Linked DNA regions of Homo sapiens: region 1 is linked to region 2. Evidence: chromatin loops called from intact Hi-C (ENCODE). Cell type or tissue: uterus. All regions are shown on one strand. Each heading gives the region's core, and the rest is flanking DNA. Links, peaks and the distances in the headings are about the cores only.

Region 1 (2,994 bases), core at 146-2,645, 130 kb before region 2:
AATGCTTTTGTAAAAATGGGAATGGGTTGGCCAGGCACGGTGGCTGATGCCTGTAATCTCAGCACTTGGGGAGGCTGAGGCGGGTGGATCACAAGGTCAGGAGATTGAGACCATCCTGGCTAACACGGTGAAACCCCGTCTCTACTAAAAATACAAAAAATTAGCAGGGTGTGGTGGTGAGCGCCTGTAGTCCCAGCTACTCGGGAGGCTGAGGCAGGAGAATGGTGTGAACCTGGGAGGCGGAGCTTGCAGTGAGTGGAGATCAGGCCACTGCACTCCAGCCTGAGCGACAGAGCAAGACTCCATCTCAAAAAAATAAAAATAAAAATGGGAATGGGCTGTTAATTAACTTCTTGTCATTGAAAGGGAGAAAGCCCAAGTTCTGCCTTGTGGAAACAGGATTAGATGTCCAGTGTTAGAAGTATTCCAAGTTTGAGAATCACCAGATATGGATACCTGCACTCAGAGGAAGTTTTACCTATATGACCTGTTCCTTTTAACTAAGATATGATTTTATAATTACTTTTTTACTTATTTTCCATTTTTAAAACAATCTATCTCAAATCTTGATTCTGATATGTCTATGCAGGAAAAAATCTATCTTTTGCTAAAAAATGCAGTAACTTAAAAAAAATCACAACTTGAAGGGTATACAAAGACTCAAAATGAAAAATCAGTTTAAAAGCAAACATGCTTACATACAGCCAGGATCTAAAGATCTTGTTGTAACAAAATGTTCAAATAATTATATTGCTAGAGGAAACTCTGGATTTTCCTTTTAGCCTTTGTAAAACTGAAAATAAAACTAAGATATGATATTGAAAAGACTATCTGGGGCTGGGTACAGTGACTCATGCCTATAATCCCAGCACTTTGGGAGGCCAAGGCGGACAGATGACCTGAGGTCAGGAGTTCAAAACCAGCCTCGCCAACATAGTGAAACTCCGTCTCTATTAAAAATACAAAAATTAGCCAGACGTGGTGGTGTGCGCCTGTAGTCCCAGCTACTCAGGAGGCTGAGGCAGGAGAATTGCTTGAACCCAGGAGGCGAAGGTTGCAGTGAGCCAAGATCACACCACTGCACTCCAGCCTGAGTGACAGAGCAAGACTCTGTCTCAAAAAAAAAAAAAAAAAAAAAAAAAAATTATCTGAGCCAAGGCACAGTGGCTCACACTTGTAATCCCAACACTTTGGGAGGCCAAGGTGGGAGGATTTGTTGAGCCCAGGAGTTTGAGACCAGCCTAAGCAACATGTGAAACCGCGTCTGCATAAAAAAATTTAAAAATTAGCTGAGCACAGCAGCACATCCCTGTAGTCCCAGCTACTGGGGGGGCTGAGGTGGGAGGATCATTTGAACCTGGGAGGTGGAGGCTGCAGTGAGCTGTGATTGTGCCACTGCACTCCAGCCTGAGTGAGAATGAGACCCCACCTCAAAAGAGAAAAAAAAAACCCCACAATCTGAATGTGTCAATTCACACTCATTCCTAAGGTTCCTGACACAAAGAACATAATTCTCATGAGGAAAACTGCCACTTGATTTAATCAGAGTTCAGGGGCTTTAATGGGAGTTCTGGTCCATGAGCTAACTCCTCCCACTCCTTGGCAGAGAGTTGAGGGCAGTGGGAGAGAAGCACCAAGCTATAAAAAGCTTTATGTTTTATTTCCTTCTAAGGCATCCTGAGTCATTGGGTGCTCCAGCCCCCCAGTGCCCGGGAAAGTTCAGCTTGAATCGGAAATGTGTGTGTGTTTTTCTAAACCGGAGCTGCTGAAAACCAGATGATGTCACTTGGACTGAATCCCTTACAGGCCCAGTGGTAGCCTCCTATTTCCGTCCTGGGAGAATGGAAGTCACTTAACAATCAGTTTCTCTGACCCAGGTTCCAATATTACATCACGTCTTAATAGCAAGCTTAACCTCCACTCCACCTCCAACATGAAGCTGGTGAGAATTTTTAAATCCCATTTGTCATCTCAAAGGACACAGCACTCCTACACAATTTTGCCTCCCATCCTTTAGGCTGCAATTTCATCTATCTAAACACAAAGTGATGCCAAACCAGGTCGGTCATAATCCTAGAAAGCCACAGGCAGAAGGTACCAAGTCCAATATGATCTTACCAAGGAGGATACCAAGGCCTGGGAAAGGTAAAGAACCTGCCTGAGGCTGGAGGGACAGAACCAAATCCAGAAGCCAGGTCTAAAGCCTCAGAGCAGAGGGCCGTCTCCACGGTGATGACCATGTCCTTATAGTCCCAGCTCCTATGTGCAGGAGGGGCTCTTTAAATGCTTTCTGGAGATGTGTCTCAAGCCTTCTGTCGAAAGCAGGGCCTTATCCCGCCCCGCTTTTCAGCCCTCTCACTCCTTCTGGGCAGAGTGGGAAACACACGAGGCAGCTGGAAAAGGCCTTTCTGGAAGCAAAGGGGGCAGAAGCAGGCAGCCTCTCCTGCTACATCTAAGAACCAGGGTCTGGGCCAGTGTTGACTAAGGGGAAGGCTTCAATGCCAAGGTCCTAAATTGTACTTGCATCCCACCCCACTTTCCTCAGCTGTCCCGCTCTTGACATGAACCAAGGTATCATCTTGGTTGTCATCTAAAATTCCCATCTTATTGAAAAAAATGTATTTCTTTATACAAGTCCTAAAGAGGCTTGGATTGGGGTTAAAAGGAAACTAATCCTTATGGTGTAAATTTTCCGCATAAAAAGCAAGCATGGACAAGTTAATAGGCTAAGAGAATAGGTTAAAATGTCAGCTATTAACACTCAAACTACTTAAAACTAGGGTAAGACGGTTGTGGGATGTGTCTACGGTTATTTCTGGCCCCTCACTCTCACAGTACTAGAGACCCAGTGAAATTACATCTGAGGGCAGGTCTATCTTGTTGAGAGCAAAAGGAATTGAAAGCTATGCAAGCTAGAAACCTACACAGTTCGCAGTTAGAGATGAAAGGCTGCAGAAATGTTTATTGAATACAGTGCCAGGTTTATAAATAAAA
Region 2 (2,994 bases), core at 311-2,810:
ATCTGAAGATTTCCATAGGATAAATTCTCAAAACTTGATCATGTTACACATGACAAAACTGGAGTGTAAAGAGATACAGAGCGAGTATCCGTATCTGTTGGGCCCCCACTCATGCCTGTCTTTGATTCCAGAATTCATCGGGTGTGTCTCTCTGACCTCTGGAAGGAGCCAGGCACTGAAGGCCTGAGGGGCTGGGCAGGACCTGTGACCTCAGGACAGCTGCTCATGGGCACACTCAGGAATAATGGGCACATTCTTGGGGGCAGAAGTTGGCATCAAAAATGAATTACCAAGTCTGAGTGTGGTGGCTCATGCCTGTAATCCCAGCACTTTGGGAGGCCGAGGTGGGCGGATCACGAGGTCAGGAGATTGAGACCATCTTGGCTAACACGGTGAAACGCCATCTCTACTAAAAATACAAAAAATTAGCCGGGCGTGGTAGCAGGTGCCTGTAGTCCCAGCTACTCGGGAGGCTGAGGCAGAAGAATCGCTTGAACCCAGGAGGCAGAGGCTGCAGTGAGAGCCAAGATTGCGCCACTGTACTCCAGCCTGGGCGACAGAGCCAGACTCTGTCTCAAAAAAAAAAAAAACAAAAAACCTGCAAAAGTTTATGCATTTCTCTTAACATTTATTCTTCAGACCCAGAAGCTCTGATCTTATGGTTTGACTCGTGTGTGAGCTGGAAACTTGCAGGCAGGATGCTGCTGTTAGTAGAGACAACAGTTTGAGGCAGCAGAGTCAGGAGCCCAGGGTTTTAGTGAAACCTCCACTCCTGTCATCAGGCTGCTCAGCTGAGGGAGCAGAGCAGATGCTCCCTGATATTCCCAGCATAAAGATTCCACCCATCTTTACATTTAAAATGGTGGAGTTTGCACATTTGCCAGTTTAACTTACCCAGTCTTTTACAGGTAGAGGCAGGGTAAGGTGCAAATGTACAATATTTTTACTAAGAATCTTCCATGAGCCTAGTTTGGTTCGGTTGTAGACAAAAAGTGCTTATTGGCTTTGAAAAAAAGATCTGGCCCCTTAGAGAATTTCTCTCTTTTTGGAAAGGTAGTATTGGAACTAAGGACTAATTAGAGCAGAGACTGCCCCTAGCAGTTCCTGAGGCATCTGGGCAGGCTCCTAGCACTTTGTTAACACAGTGAAAAATCACATTAGGGCCAGCATGCAAGGTGAAGGTAGCGAGTGCCTGAAGAGGCGGGAGAAGGGAGCCTCGCAGGCCGGGGGGAAGGCTAAGGCTCCCTGGAGGAGGGCTGTGAGGTTGGTTGTGCGATTGTGCCTTTTTGTGTACATGTGCATATACGTGCTTGCTTATACATATGCACATACATATACTCTTGCAACATGCATGCAAGCTTATTTGCTTGCTTGCACTTTTTTCCCTGTAAAAATGTTTGAAGGAGTTCGGGAGTTCGAGACCGGCCTGGCCAATATGGAGAAACCCTGTCTCTACTAAAAATACAAAATTAGCCGGGCGTAGTGGCACATGTCTGTAATCCCAGCTACTCGGGAGGCTAAGGCAGGAGAATCACTTGAACCCGGGAGGCGGAGGTTGCGGTGAGCCGAGATCGCGCCACCGCACTCCAGTCTAGGCAACAAGAGTGAAACTCCATCTCAAAAAAAAAAAGTTTGAAGGAATTAAAGCTTATTCTTGGCCACGGAGAATATGGGAGGGAAAGGAATTGGACAAACAGCAATTAAAATTTTCCACTAATGTTGGAATTTAGCAGGTTAAAACCTCATTTTTAGGAGAGACTTTCAAATGCGCTGTTTTGCATATACATTAACACTCTCAGCCAAAGTTTTTTTTGTTTTTTTTTTTTGAGATAGGGTCTTTCTTATTGCCCAGGCTGCTGGAGTGCGATGGCACTATCACGACTCACTGCAGCCTCAACCTCCTGGGCTCATGCAATCCTCTCACGTCAGCCTCCTGAGTAGCTGGGACTACAGGCATGCACGACCATGCCTGGCTGTTTTTTTTATTTTTTGTAAAGATGGTGTCTCACATATTGTCCAGGCTAGCCTCGAACTCCTGGGCTCAAGCAGTCCATTCACCTCAGCCTCCCAAAGTGTTCAGATCATGGGCGCGAGCCACTGCGCCTGGCTTGTTTATTGTTTTGTTGTTTTAGCTAAAATTGCAGTTTTTTCAAGATACTTAAAATCCTTTAATTTGGTCATCTACCTACACAATAAAGAAGGAACTATGAGTATATAAGCCAGTTAGTTGATTTCATGGGATTGATGAAGTCTTAAATAAAAAGGGAACAGTGGCATTTCTGAATTGTGAATCATTAGATTTTCTTTTACCCTCTAGTATAATTTGTTCCATCCTGTTGACAGCTGGCAGGAGTTGGTATATATTGAAAGGCCATCATTTACAAGAGCTGGTGGGAGGGAAAAGAATCCCCCTGAGTTCTATCAGAGATAAACCAATAAACCTCTCAGCAGAGTGTCAGTCTTCTCTCAGGAGCACATGGAGGGAGCATTATAGAAATGCATCTTTTTTTGTTTGGACAAGGTTGGTTATGTTTTGTTACATAAAAAATTGTATAAGCTAACAGTTGCTCACATTTGTTTATAAGGAGATAAAAAAAGAGAATCAAAATTTGCAAAAGCCTTAAGACCTTCAGCTTCCTCGTTTTTTAGAGATGTTGCTTCCCCCATGGGGAGGTGGCACACGTCTGCTAAGAAGGTAGACAAATGCCAAAACAAGTGATTACAAAGCACCAAATAGCTTCTCTACACGGAGGACTCAAACACTTGGGACGTTAGTGATGCAGCCAATGGGCAGCTGCCTGCCACTGTTACTCGCCTCCCCCGTGGTCGCACAGGGGAGAATTATTATGGCCCAGCTCAGGTCTGAGTCATAAGCATTTTTTGTTTTTTTGAGACAGAGTCTTGCTCTGTCATGCAGGCTGGAATGCAGTGGCGCAGTCTCAGCTCACTGCAGCCTCAACCTCCTGAGCTCAAGCATTCCCCACACCTTAGCTG

Evidence for each region. Peaks named below come from ENCODE experiments on the same cell type or tissue, not always from the same donor. Only the 100,000 strongest peaks of a DNase experiment are listed, where the experiment ranks them.
Region 1: it touches region 2 in a loop (5-fold over the local background); 4 of 110 quality-filtered maps call a loop at or near these places.

What each region holds. Positions count from the first base shown.
Region 1 is chr14:90,408,210-90,411,203 of GRCh38, reverse strand. It overlaps CALM1 (calmodulin 1), which reads right to left. Exons shown (of 6, transcript NM_006888.6): 6 at 2,936-2,994. Among named protein-coding and RNA genes, the nearest start is that of CALM1, 13 kb to the right of the region's middle. In uterus, for the core only: no CTCF peak of the experiment used is centred there; DNase peaks (open chromatin) are centred at 1,282 and 1,693; H3K27ac peaks cover 1,910 bases.
Region 2 is chr14:90,281,310-90,284,303 of GRCh38, reverse strand. All of the region lies in intron 12 of NRDE2 (NRDE-2, necessary for RNA interference, domain containing), which reads left to right. Among named protein-coding and RNA genes, the nearest start is that of PSMC1, 26 kb to the right of the region's middle. In uterus, for the core only: no CTCF peak of the experiment used is centred there; no DNase peak of the experiment used is centred there.